Linked DNA regions of Homo sapiens: all the other regions are linked to region 3. The links are chromatin contacts, found by Hi-C or POLR2A ChIA-PET in ENCODE. All regions are on one chromosome and are shown on one strand. Each heading gives the region's core, a stretch centred on a gene start or an enhancer-like site at or near the end of the contact. The rest is flanking DNA. Distances are from core to core; before and after follow the strand shown. Region 1 overlaps AVL9 (AVL9 cell migration associated). Region 2 holds the start of AVL9 (AVL9 cell migration associated). Region 3 has its middle 75 kb from the start of MIR550A2.

Region 1 (4,094 bases), core at 430-2,929, 140 kb before region 3:
AAGCATACTGCCTGCAAACACATTTTTAACAAAGCACATCCTGCACAGCCCTGAATTCCTTAAACCTCAGTCAATACTGTCAGGCCTCTGAGCCCAAGCCAAGCCATCGCATCCCCTGTGACTTGCACGTATATGCCCAGATGGCCTAAAGTAACTGAAGAATCACAAAAGAAGTGAAAATGCCCTGCCCCGCCTTAACTGATGACATTCTACCACAAAAGAAGTGTAAATGGCCGGTCCTTGCCTTAACCGATGACATTCCCCCACAAAAGAAGTGAAAATGGCCGGTCCTTGCCTTAAGTGATGACATTACCTTGTGAAAGTCCTTTTCCTGGCTCATCCTGGCTCAGAAACCTTCCTTACTGAGCACCTCGTGACCCCCACTCCTACCCGCCAGAGAACAAACACCCTTTGACCGTAATTTTCCTTTACCTACCCAAATCTTATAAAACAGCCCCACCCCTATCTCCCTTCACTGACTCTCTTTTCGGACTCAGCCCGCCTGCACCCAGGTGATTAAAAGCTTTATTGCTCACACAAAGCCTGTTTGGTGGTCTCTTCACACGGACACGCATGAAAAATACAGCACATGTTTTTGTGAGCACAGGGTTGGGACAAGAGTTACAGATTAACAGCATCTCAAAGCAGAACAATTTTTCTTAGTGCAGATCAAAATGGAGTTTCTTATATCTTCCTTTTTCTCCATAGACACAGTAACAATCTGATCTCTCTTTGTTTTCCCCATAATGTATTATGTCTCCATAAAATGTATAAAAGCAAGCTGGAGCCTAACCACCTTGGGCATGTGTCCTCAGGACCTTCTAAGGATGTGTCACAGGTACGTCTTTAACCTCGGCAAAATAAACTTTCTAAATTGATTCAGACTTGTCTCAAATACTTTTTGGTTTACAAATTGGCAACCGATGAAAGAGACTCTGAGTATAGGTGGCCTCAACCTCTGACAAATCTATTGATATTTAGTACCAGCTTTTAGCTGTCTTTATGGTCGAAACCAACAGGACAATTGGCTGAGAGCTGGGAGCCCTCCTCCCTCCAGAGAATCCTGATCTCCCCAAATTTGGTTGAGATCCAAAGTGTATTTTGCTGTACAACTCCTTTTCTAGAGTTTTACTTGCTTCCAACAAGGAAAGCAAGTTTTCCTGCTTCCATGACAATAGAAGGCAGGTAACTCCTTTCTGGAGTTAGAGCTCACTTCCAACAGAGAAGGCGAATTTGAGTTTTCCTGCTTCTAGAATGGTAGAGAGCAGTCTTCAGCCTGAGACCCATTCCTAGGTAAGTGACTGAATTGGGGTTTCATCTTGGTTAAAGTTATGATGCAGCTGGTCGTAGTTTCTCCTTACTGTTATAGCGCTCAGTAATCATATTGTTGGGTTTTTGTTGTTGTTTGTTCTGGTCTTTCTCCCATCAGATTTGACCAATTCTGCCTGACTTAGTCAAATCTGAATAAAAATTCCAAATTGTAGGGAACAAGGCCTCTCTGAATTAGCTAAAATTCCTTGCTGCTGCAAAAGAAAAAAAAATCAATTTCTGGTTGCTTCCTGTCTTTAAAAAAAAATTGTTCTTTCATTTACTTTTCTCTACCCTATTCCTCCTTCCCCACTTTGCCATACTCAGTACGAAGAAAAATCTAGAGATGACTCAAACCCCTTAAAGAACACAGAACAAAGGCACCACTCACCCCATTTGGGGGTGTTCTGTTTTCTTTGTGGAGTTTCAAGAGTCATGGGCAGATTCTTCTTAGGTCTAAAGTTCTGCTTTCCTGTATTACATTACCTCACCTCTTTGGCTTTTGTGAGTAGCAGAGATTACCTTGTACTGTGAGAGGATTTTACCTTGATGTGTGTACTGGCGGATGAGAGCTACAAAGTTAAAGCTGACTGAGGACAGTTTACAGGAAGCAGTCTTCACTGTTTTGTTTTTTCCACCTAGGAAGTTGTTTAGGATCCTAATTCTAATTCAGAGGTGCATTCTACAGAGTCTTCTCCATTGCCTTTCCTCTCAAAATTAATCTTGATTGGCTTCTCTGGGCATTTGCGTGAGGAACTGAAACTCATTTTCATAGATAAATGAGAGAATGAGTTTCCTCAGCTCCCTAAAGGGCATTTTGCTTCTCCCAGCTGAAAGGCTCCCCTGGATTACTAGGGGCTAAGTGGGAGTGTCTAGTGGGTTGACCCCCAGCAACGTGCAGCAGCCCTACAGGGAATCCCCAACAAAATTAGTTTTAAAAGGCTTGTCCAAGAAATGAATATAGGAGCTGGTCATTCCATGCTTTGAGCCCTCCTGGAGGTGCTAGACCTCTGGAGACAAAAATGACTCAGTGGATAACACGCTATGGAGTCCTGCCAATAACCAGCACACTTCAACCCATTCCACTAAACCCTAGGCCTTTAAAAAAAAAAAAAAAAAGGTGGGAAACAATCTAAGAATGGGAAAAACAAGGAGAATGACTCCCTTTCAGGCACTCTGTTGGTTTTATGGCACCTCTGCTTGCAAGTGTTTGTGTAAAATGGTCTTTATGGTCTTTTTGTGCACAATTACATCAAGGAAATTTCAGAGCCCAAAGGTCAACCTGCAACTATAAGGTTCCTAAGTTATCTATCTCTTTCTTTTCTGCCTGCTTTAAGTCTGCTGTTACTTTTTTGCTGAGATAGAATCCACTGTTTGTATTCAACCATTTCGTTTTTGTTATTGTTAATTGTTTTTGCAAACCAATGAGTTTGTATTAATATCTCCTGGCTAGAGTTCTGAAGTAAAAGCTATAGAATCTTTGTGTGAGGGTGTATGTGTGTGTTTATGTGTACATATGCATATTTTGTTATGTGTTTTGGCCACAGGGACCAAATGTGGCTTAAACTTACAGAGTACTCATAAATAAGCCCAAACGCTTTTCAAGTTCACGTGACAGTAAAATCTTTTTTTCTTTTTCTTTTTCTTTTTTTTTTTTTTGAGACAGAGTCTCACTCTGTTGCCCAGGCTAGAGCGCAGTGGCATGATCTCAGCTCACTGCAAACTCTGTCGCCTGAGTTCAAGCGATTCTCCTTCCTTAGCCTCTCTAGTAGCTGGGATTACAGGTGCCTGCCACTGTGCCTGGATAATTTTTGTAGTTTTAGTAGAGACGGGGTTTCACCATCTTGGCCAGGCTGGTCTTGAACTCCTGACCTCGTGATCCACCCACCTCGGCCTCCCAAAGTGCTGGGATTACAGGCATTAGCCACCACGCCTGGCTGACAGTAAAATCTTTAATCTAGCTTTAAAATTACTTGTAAAGTAATATGAGAAATGTCTTAAGAATTGTCAGCATACATTTTTGTTTGCATTTATTGATCAAGAGATTTCATACTTATCCCTGCTAAATACTATAAGGTGTCAAAATTTGGCATAAGCATTATTAAACTATAAACCCAGCCCAAAACAGAATGATCTTTGCTTGTGTGTTTTTTTTTTGTTTGTTTGTTTTGTTTTGTTTTTTTTTGAAACATAGTCTTGCTTTGTCACCTTGGCTGGAGTGCAGTGGCACGAACTTGGCTCACTGCAACCTCTACCTACCAGGCTCAAGCGATTCTCTGCCTCAGCCTCTTGAGTAGCTGGGACTACAGGCATGTGCCACCATGCCTGGCTAATTTTTTTATTTTTAGTGGAGACGGAGTTTCACCATGTTGGCCAGGCTGGTCTCAAACTCCTGGCATCAAGTGATCGACCCAACTCGGCCTCACAAAGTGCTAGGATTTACACGTGTGAGCCACCGTGCCAGCCGTGCTGTGTAATTTTTGATAAAGAAGACATTGATATTAGTTTAGTGAAAATAACCAAATCTTGAATTATGTGGTAAAATAAACATATATTTAATGTTAAGTTTCTTACTTAGGTAAACACCTGAAATTCACAGACTATAAAATGGTTGACAGGGAAATAACTTTAAATGACGACTATTTGCAGTTTTCATAAATAGGTAAACGATTAAAATAAAATAATTAGTTAAATGTAATGGAATAAATACTTATAGACAAACTTGTCATAATTTAGAATGTAAAGTTAAATACATATTTCATTAAATGTTTGGATATTTTCCAATT
Region 2 (3,734 bases), core at 389-2,888, 160 kb before region 3:
ATATATCTTTTTTTTTTTTAGAGGAAATCTCGCTCTTGTCCCCCAGGCTGAAGTGCGATGGTGCAATCTTGGCTCACTGCAACCTCCACCTCCCGGATTCAAGCAATTCTCCTGTCTCAGCCGTCCGAGTAGCTGGGATTACAGGTCTAATTTTTGTATTTTGTACTAGAGAGGGGGTTTTACCATGTTGGCCAGGCTGGTCTAGAACTCCTGACCTCAGGTGATCTGCCTGCCTTGGCCTCCCAAAGTGCTGGGATTACAGGCGTGAGCCACCACACCCGGCCCTTATATACATCTTTAAAAGGTGTTCAATTAGACAGTAATTTTAGCCATGCCAATTGTGGAAAATATCAAGACAGGTTATATCAAGAAAATATTAATAGTTAACACATCACACAGCTGACAGCTCAAAACAGTTAATATATTAAGAAAACAGTTAATATATTCTGCATACAGGGAGCAATATAGTTTTACACAGTTTTCTTAGCCAATGCCAATAATTTTGTAATACAGAAAAGAAATGTATAGCAGCATCTTGAAAAATGTCTGCAGTATTAGCATTAAAACAGTTCTACTGAATCACAGAAACTAAATTTGATTTAGGAAGCCTACTGTTTTTCTCAGCTATGGTTAGATTAGAACAGAGCTCCTTACTTTTCAAGACCAGAAGTGCAAAATATCACAGTTACTGTAGTAATCTCGAATTCTATTTGAAGCAGACACCTATCCTTTAGGTTATTTGAAAACTGTCCTAGATAAGACTTGTTAAATCTTTTCTATAATGCACTTTAAATTGACATGAGATTCACTGCTTAAAAAAGAATTGTAGTACAATCAGTAAAGGAATTAAAAAACCCTGGTGACAACAGAGCCCATATATTTTGTATTGACCAGAGTACTACACCCAAAATGAGATGGAATGAAAAGAATATTCTTATAAAATCGCAGGACTAGAATAATCATTTTACACGTATCCAAGTAAACTTCCTTTGTTGTCAAGGATATTCTGTTTCAGGTTTTAAATGCGTCTCAGATTCCTACACATAATATTTAAACGAAGAAAAAAAAACTCTAGAAAGAAACAAACAAGAATTCTCGAGTAAGCAAGTAATTTAAAGGCTGAATACACAGATACGCAACCTCACCAGTATGCTCCATGTTACTACATATTTAAGAATAAGGACGGGGGCCACAGAGGCAAAGGCAAGGAGGTGAAGGAATCGGACACTCGGAGAGTGAACCGAAAAGATGTGAAAAAGCAAGGAAAACAGAAGAGAAGAGGGAAGTGGGAAAACTTTGAGGAAAAAGAGAAGGCAAAAGAGAAGGAAGTGCTTTGAGATTGAATCCAGGGAGGAAAAAGCAGGTGTGCCACGCCGCACCTCCAGGTCCCGCGGACACCACAGGCTCTGCAAGCCCAGCCGCCCGGGTCACGTAAGCCCCACCCCGCCGCTCCTCGTCAAGTCCCACCCGGACCCGCCCTCCCCCCGCTCCTCCCCCCGCTCCTCCCCGCCCCACAGAGTCGATCTCTCCTCTCCTAGACCCACCCCGCTCCCCCAGGCTCCACCTCGGCCTCTCAGACCCCGCCCCGTCAGGGCCCTCCCGGCCTTGCCCAGCCCTGCCTCGCCGGCGGCGGCCGCCGTGTCAGGTGACAGCCCGGAAGCTGCGGAAGCGGATGAGGGAAGGGCGGCCGTGGCCCTGGGGGCGGCGGGAGCTGCTTTGCCTCCACCGATCTCCCTGTGCGGCCCTCATGTGCTGTGCTCGCTGACACCCGAAGTCCGCGGCTTTCCGCACACGGTGGGGTCGTCAGACCCGCTGCCCTTGGCGGTCGAAGTCGTCGTGCGGGCCCGCGGCGGCCGCCCATGGAGAAGGCCAGGAGAGGCGGGGATGGCGTCCCCCGGGGGCCCGTACTGCACATCGTGGTGGTCGGATTTCACCACAAGAAGGGCTGCCAGGTGAGGAAAGGGCCCGCCCCCGCCCCCAGCCGTTCGGGCGTTCGCCCCTTCCGGGGCCCCCCTGCCCTGCTTCTGTGTGCTCAGCTCGCGTCGTGCAGTCCTCCCCACAGCGCCTGCGACCCTTCGCCTCTCAACCTGACTCCTTTTGCAGCTCCTCCCACCCGCCCCACATGAAGCCCAGCCCCCACAACCTCTTCCTTCTGCCCCTGAAAAATGGTTGAGCAGCGGAGGAGCTGGTTGATACGTGTAGGTTGTAGGTTTTTAACTTCTGCTTTGGTGGAGTGGGAGGAAAGCATCGAAGACCGGCCCCACTCTCTTCCCCGTCCATCATTGTCTCCACTGGCTTTCTGGGTGTCCACCTATAATGGGAGTCTAGAAAAATTCAGTGCTTGGACTCTGCTTTCAAGGTAATAGGCTCAGTGGGCTTGCATACTAATGCTTCAGGTAGCTTGCAGCACATGCAGCCTCCGTAGAAAAATCAGCTTCCTTTGTTTATCTGATGGAAGCCTTGGAATCTCTCCTGTTAGGTACGGTTGTCGATTGACTTTGCCTCCCCCTTCCCATTGGTCCTTAGTTTTGCTATTTCATCTTCTCCAGATTTTGCCTTTTGGTGAGAGATTAATCTCTCCATATCAACCGCAATAAGAGAAAGTGTATTACCAAACCGTTCAAATATAAAGGCGTTTTTCAGCAGCCTCACTGAATCATTAATGCAGCATCTGAAATGGAATATTTGCAATCTATGTATTGAAGGCAAGAGAACAAAATAGAAACAGGATTATTTAATGAGCAAGCAAACACTGGAAGGGAATGATGTCATAATGTGCTAGTGAACAGTAAATTGAAATGCTTTTTTGAAGTATTAAAAATAGTAATTGCCACCACTAGCTAATGAAGCATTTAGTTTCTTGCATTCCACAGGAAATGTAACATTTTAGAAGACTTATTGGCAAAAATTAAGTTCTCTAGGGAATAAGAGAAAAGTGATGGGAGTGAAAAAATCGTGTTTGTGCGTAATTTTGAAATATATCCTCACACCTGGAATGCCAGCACTTTTAGAGACTGATATGAAAGGCTCACTTGAGCCCAGGAGTTTGAGACCAGCTTAGATAACAAAGGGAAACACTGTCTCCACAAAAAAATTAAAAAATTAGTTGCATGTGATAGCGCACTTGTAGTCCCAGCTACTCGGTAGGCTAAGGTGGGAACATCGCTTGAGCCCAGGAGGCTGAGGCTACAGTGACCCTTGATCCCACCACTGCACTCCAGCCTGGGTGAGAGAGCAAGACCCTGTCTCAATCCCAGCACTTTGGGAGGCCGAGGCGGGTGGATCACCTGAGGTGAGGAGTTCGAAACCAGCCTGGACAACACGGTGAAACCCCGCCTCTACTAAAAATACAAAATTAGCTGCGCGTGGTGGCACATGCCTGTGATCCCAGCTACTTGGGAGGCTGAGGCACGAGAATTGCTTGAAGCCGGGAGGCAGAGGTTGCTGTGAGCCGAGATCACGCCATTGCACTCCAGCCTGGGCAACAAGAGCGAAAAAAAAAGTTTTGGAAAGTGTGTGTTACATGCATAAGTCTTAGAATGACTGGTCTAGAATCTGTTCTTTATAACCTGTACATCAGGTGTTTTCAGAGGCTTTAATTAAAGTATGTAAGATTTGCCCCAGGATAGATTAATCAGCTACCTAATTCTCCACTTTAACTATTTTACTTCCAGGTGTAAATTAAAGGTGCATGGCTCATTGAGTTGTGACTCTGACTTAACACGGTTTTAACT
Region 3 (3,859 bases), core at 625-3,124:
ACTCAGAAAAGCACGCAAACTGAAAGGGAATAAAAAATTCTTACTAGTCACATTGCTGTACATCATGCAACCTGATTTTTCTTTTTATTTTCTTTATAACCTCATATTTATTTATGTCCTTCAACATTTCTCAAACTGCTTTCCTTGGGACAGATGACATACATTAGGAAAAAGGGTGAGAAAGACGTGCAAGGAAAGGGATCCACGGTCATGAGGATGGAAAACCCCACACTGCCTACCTGCTCCTAGAAATTCACAAGGCACTTCCACACATTAAAGATTTAATTTCATATTTCCCAAATCCCATCCCCAAGCTACTTTTCTGCAGAATACACTTGAGAAATACCAGTTTATGAAGTTTTATGTTTCATTTGTTTTCAAAAACTGGAATAGAACACAAATATCAAAGTATGACAATCAGGCTTATAACTCTAGATAAGAAATTACAATGGTGCAATCTAGTAGTTCTAACAATTAACCTTCATTTGCTCAGGTAAGAGTGAAATATGTTCCCTACTGTCCCCCAGGTCTGGGTAGGGGACATAAGGCTATCTTTAGGTTTATTTCATCATGTTCTGCATCTTTACTCTTGAAGTCTTCTTACTCATTTTAGCTCATGCTGCTTTCTTATTATTCTACCCAAATATCCTTCCTTCTTTTCCTCTATCTACCTTCCTTCTATTTCTCTATCTATAAGTATACCACAGAGAGGTCAGAGAGGAAACAAAGAACCAGATGGTATAGGCATCAAAGGCCTTGTATTTACTCTTGTGATGTATGAATGAGGAAAAGAGGAAGAGATGCAATGGCCAGCAGGGATAATCCACGTAGGGAGTATCCAGGAGACAGGTAGGGCTGGGACCCCAGCACAGGTGGCCTGTTTGCCTTGGCAAAAGAGGAGGAAGACTGCATATTTAGTGGCAAGTACTTTGTGGAGTTTCCATGTTCCCCACAGAGCAGAAGACACAGCCACTCGCTGCTAGAGAGAAACGATGGCAGCATTAAACGTTTGAGGAAAGACAGAAATGTCTGAAACACCACTCACATTTCAGGAGAGTGGTAACTGGGGAAAACACAGTGCTGCTGGGATATCTTAGGGGAACAACTGAGGCTGCAGAACACAAATCTATAGGGTCACTAATCATAAGATTGTGTGATTTTTGCCTACCAATTATCAGCCTAGAAAGCACAAATGAAATATAAAGGGGCAAAGAAACTGAGGACATTGGCCAGAAAGTGTCTGAAGTGATGGATCACTGAAATGAGAGCATCAGATAGAGGAGCTTAGAAAGCAGTACAGGCTAGGAAGTGGACGCCAGGGTTCTCTCCTGAAAGGTGTACCACATCTTCAAAAGAGAAGCACACAGGCTAGGCCCAGGCTTCATCACAAGTGATTAGACATTAGAAAGGTTAAGACAGAGTTAATGGTTTAGAAAACAAATAAATACACTTTAGTGTTTTGAACTTACTCTAACAAGACAAAAAATATAGTTTATAGGGAAAAAAATGTGATTTTCTCTTGCTACCCTCTCCCAATCCTATTCACCTAAGAACATTTTAGTATGTGTCTATTCTTCCAAATCTCTCTCTCTAACCGCACAAACATATATTTTCTGTGTGATCATATTAACATCTAAAATTTGTTCCTTTTCTAATTATTCAGCATAAAGATTATTCCTAATCAATATATGTAAAGTTAAAGGGATTCTTTTTATAGATGGCAAATACTGTATAGTACAAATATATTTATTTAGCCCATTCCATATTACTGGGCATATAAATATTTTTCAATTTCTTGCTATAATAAAAAATGGTGAAAGTAAACATCCTCGTACGTGTAAATGCTGGCGCATTTGTTTCAGGAGGGATCTAACTGTGAGACACATGAGTCAAAGGATGTGAGCTGTGCCCGGAAGCACTGCAGCAGTCCACACCCTCGTCACAGAGTATGCAGGAGGTCATTTCTCCACCCCTCGTGCAGCACCTCATGTGTTTTTCAAAATTTTGTCCTTAGGCAGGTGAAAACCCTTTTCTCACTGCCTACTTGTATGCAGCATCATTTTAGTGTTTTGTTTTGACAACATGTATTTTCTCTTCCGTGAACTGCTTATTCATATTCTTGTCTATTTTTCTATTAGACTATTTCCCTACTTAAAAATTAAGGTTATCAAACCTTTGACTGTCAAATGTGAAAATAACATTTAAAAGCTGTCCAAAAAAACAACCACTTTAAGCCTTCAGAAAGATGTAACTGTGATCTGAGTCACATATGGTTACAACTTCCATTCTCAGATTATAGATTAACTTGCTTTCTTATTTTTCTTGTTCAGTACAATGACTACAGAATTAAACACTGTCAGGCACAAAAACTTCCTGCCTTTTTTTTTTCCCAGAGACCGGGTCTCACTTTGTCACCCAAGCTAGGGTAGAGTGGCACAATCATGGCTCACTGCAGCCTCGAACTCATGGGATTCAGCAATCCTCCTGCCTCAGCCTCCAGAGTAGCTGAAACTACAGGTGTGAGCCTGCCTTTGTAGTTAATAACCCCTGTTAAAGATTAACTTTCCCTGTGTTGTTTTACTTTGCTTAGATCAGACTATAGAAAACCTGTCATTATTATACCCTCTGTTTAAAAAAAAAGTTAAATGTACCCTTCCCCAAAAGAAATACCACCTATAACCAATCAAACTGCTGTGACTATGTGCCAATCCGTATGAATAATGTTGTATTCCTGCTAAAAATGTCTCTGTCTCTGCCCATATAAATGAAACCTAAATTTCCCTACTTCCAAAGGCTGACTTCATTCCTTTGGAGTTGGTGTTCCTGAGTGGTCTACCCTCACACTTTGTGCTTGAATAAACGCTATTTAGATTCTGATCCTTTTGATTATTTTAAGTTAACACATATGTGTGACAAAGTATTTTGATATAATTTGTTGTGTATTCTGTCAGAAAGAATTTTTAAACTTTTATGTATTTAAATATGTTGATATTTTCCTTTATTTCTTCTGCACTTTCTGTCTTGTCTCTGAAGGTCTTCCACACCTCAAAACTATAGTCTCCTAAAATTTCTTCTAATATTATTAACTGCATTTTCCACTTAGCTCTTCCACCCTAATTTTGAACTCTTTGAAATACCCAATTATATTAAAATCATTTATCACGTAAACATCCCTTTTACCAGTGAAATGAAATTCAGCCTTTGTCTTATATTAATTCCTTACAATGATAGACTCTGTTCTATTTCATTCAACTGACTGAATTCTTTATTTTTTTGTATCACACTATTTTTATTACTGTAGCATTATGGTAATTTTAACACATGATTTTAAAAAGCTCCCCACCCCCAACTACTCTTATTTTTAAGATTTTTTAGGTAATTCCTACCAACTTATTCTTACATATAACATCTGAACCAGTCTCCCAACCCTGCTCCCCAACCCAAGAAAAAATTGTCAGGCTTCTGATCAGAATGACATTAAATTTATATATAATTTGGGTTGGGAAGGGCTGTCATTTATATGATGGTCATTCAGTTGCACAGTATATTTCTTTCCATTTACTCAATTCTAATTGTATTCCTTTAAATAAAAATTTTTGGGGCCAGCCACGGTGGCTCATGCCTGTACTGTAATCTCAGCACTTTGGGAGGCCAAGTCGGGTGGATCACTTGAGGCCAGGAGTTCGAGACCAGCCTGCCCAACATGATGAAACACTGTCTCTACAAAAAAAAAAAAAAATTAGCCATGTGGTGGCGCATGACTGTAGTCCTAGCTACTCAGGAGGCTGAGAGTCAAGAATCGTTTGAACCAGGAAGGCGGAGGCTACAATAAGCTGAGATTGCGCCACGGCACTCCAGC

What was found. Hi-C counts contacts between places; a loop is a spot of excess contacts on that map. ChIA-PET counts read pairs that join two places held with the same protein, here RNA polymerase II (POLR2A). Pooled maps may share reads with other maps.
Region 1: a loop to region 3 is called in a pooled map, with 2.1 times the contacts of the local background. The contact joins two enhancer-like sites. A Hi-C loop is called at or near these places in 1 of 50 pooled maps. POLR2A ChIA-PET finds 5 or more read pairs at or near these places in 2 of 52 experiments (A549 and GM12878).
Region 2: a loop to region 3 is called in a map of endothelial cell of umbilical vein, with 9 times the contacts of the local background. The contact joins the promoter of AVL9 here to the enhancer-like site in region 3. A Hi-C loop is called at or near these places in 7 of 168 maps with a recorded cell type or tissue (Calu3, HCT116, HepG2 and 4 more), 8 of 37 single-sample maps with no recorded cell type and 12 of 50 pooled maps. POLR2A ChIA-PET finds 5 or more read pairs at or near these places in 8 of 52 experiments (A549, GM12878, HepG2 and 5 more).

The regions. Positions count from the first base shown.
Region 1 is chr7:32,514,357-32,518,450 of GRCh38, forward strand. The region is part of intron 1 of AVL9 (AVL9 cell migration associated); the gene reads left to right. Among named protein-coding and RNA genes, the nearest start is that of AVL9, 21 kb to the left of the region's middle. RefSeq lists enhancers at 1-541, 1,916-1,965. Within about 2 kb of position 1,680, at least 4 of the 41 ENCODE cell types and tissues checked have a DNase peak (open chromatin) inside an H3K27ac peak, as active enhancers do.
Region 2 is chr7:32,493,851-32,497,584 of GRCh38, forward strand. It overlaps AVL9 (AVL9 cell migration associated), which reads left to right and starts at 1,639. Exons shown (of 16, transcript NM_015060.3): 1 at 1,639-1,952. The coding sequence starts at 1,860. It also overlaps a transcript of LSM5 not described here. RefSeq lists enhancers at 1,153-1,362, 1,436-2,234, 2,235-3,033 and a silencer at 1,453-2,102.
Region 3 is chr7:32,656,262-32,660,120 of GRCh38, forward strand. It overlaps the pseudogene DPY19L1P1. Among named protein-coding and RNA genes, the nearest start is that of MIR550A2, 75 kb to the right of the region's middle. Within about 2 kb of position 1,875, at least 5 of the 41 ENCODE cell types and tissues checked have a DNase peak (open chromatin) inside an H3K27ac peak, as active enhancers do; they include HCT116, PC-3, PC-9 and 2 more, where a contact is called at or near this core.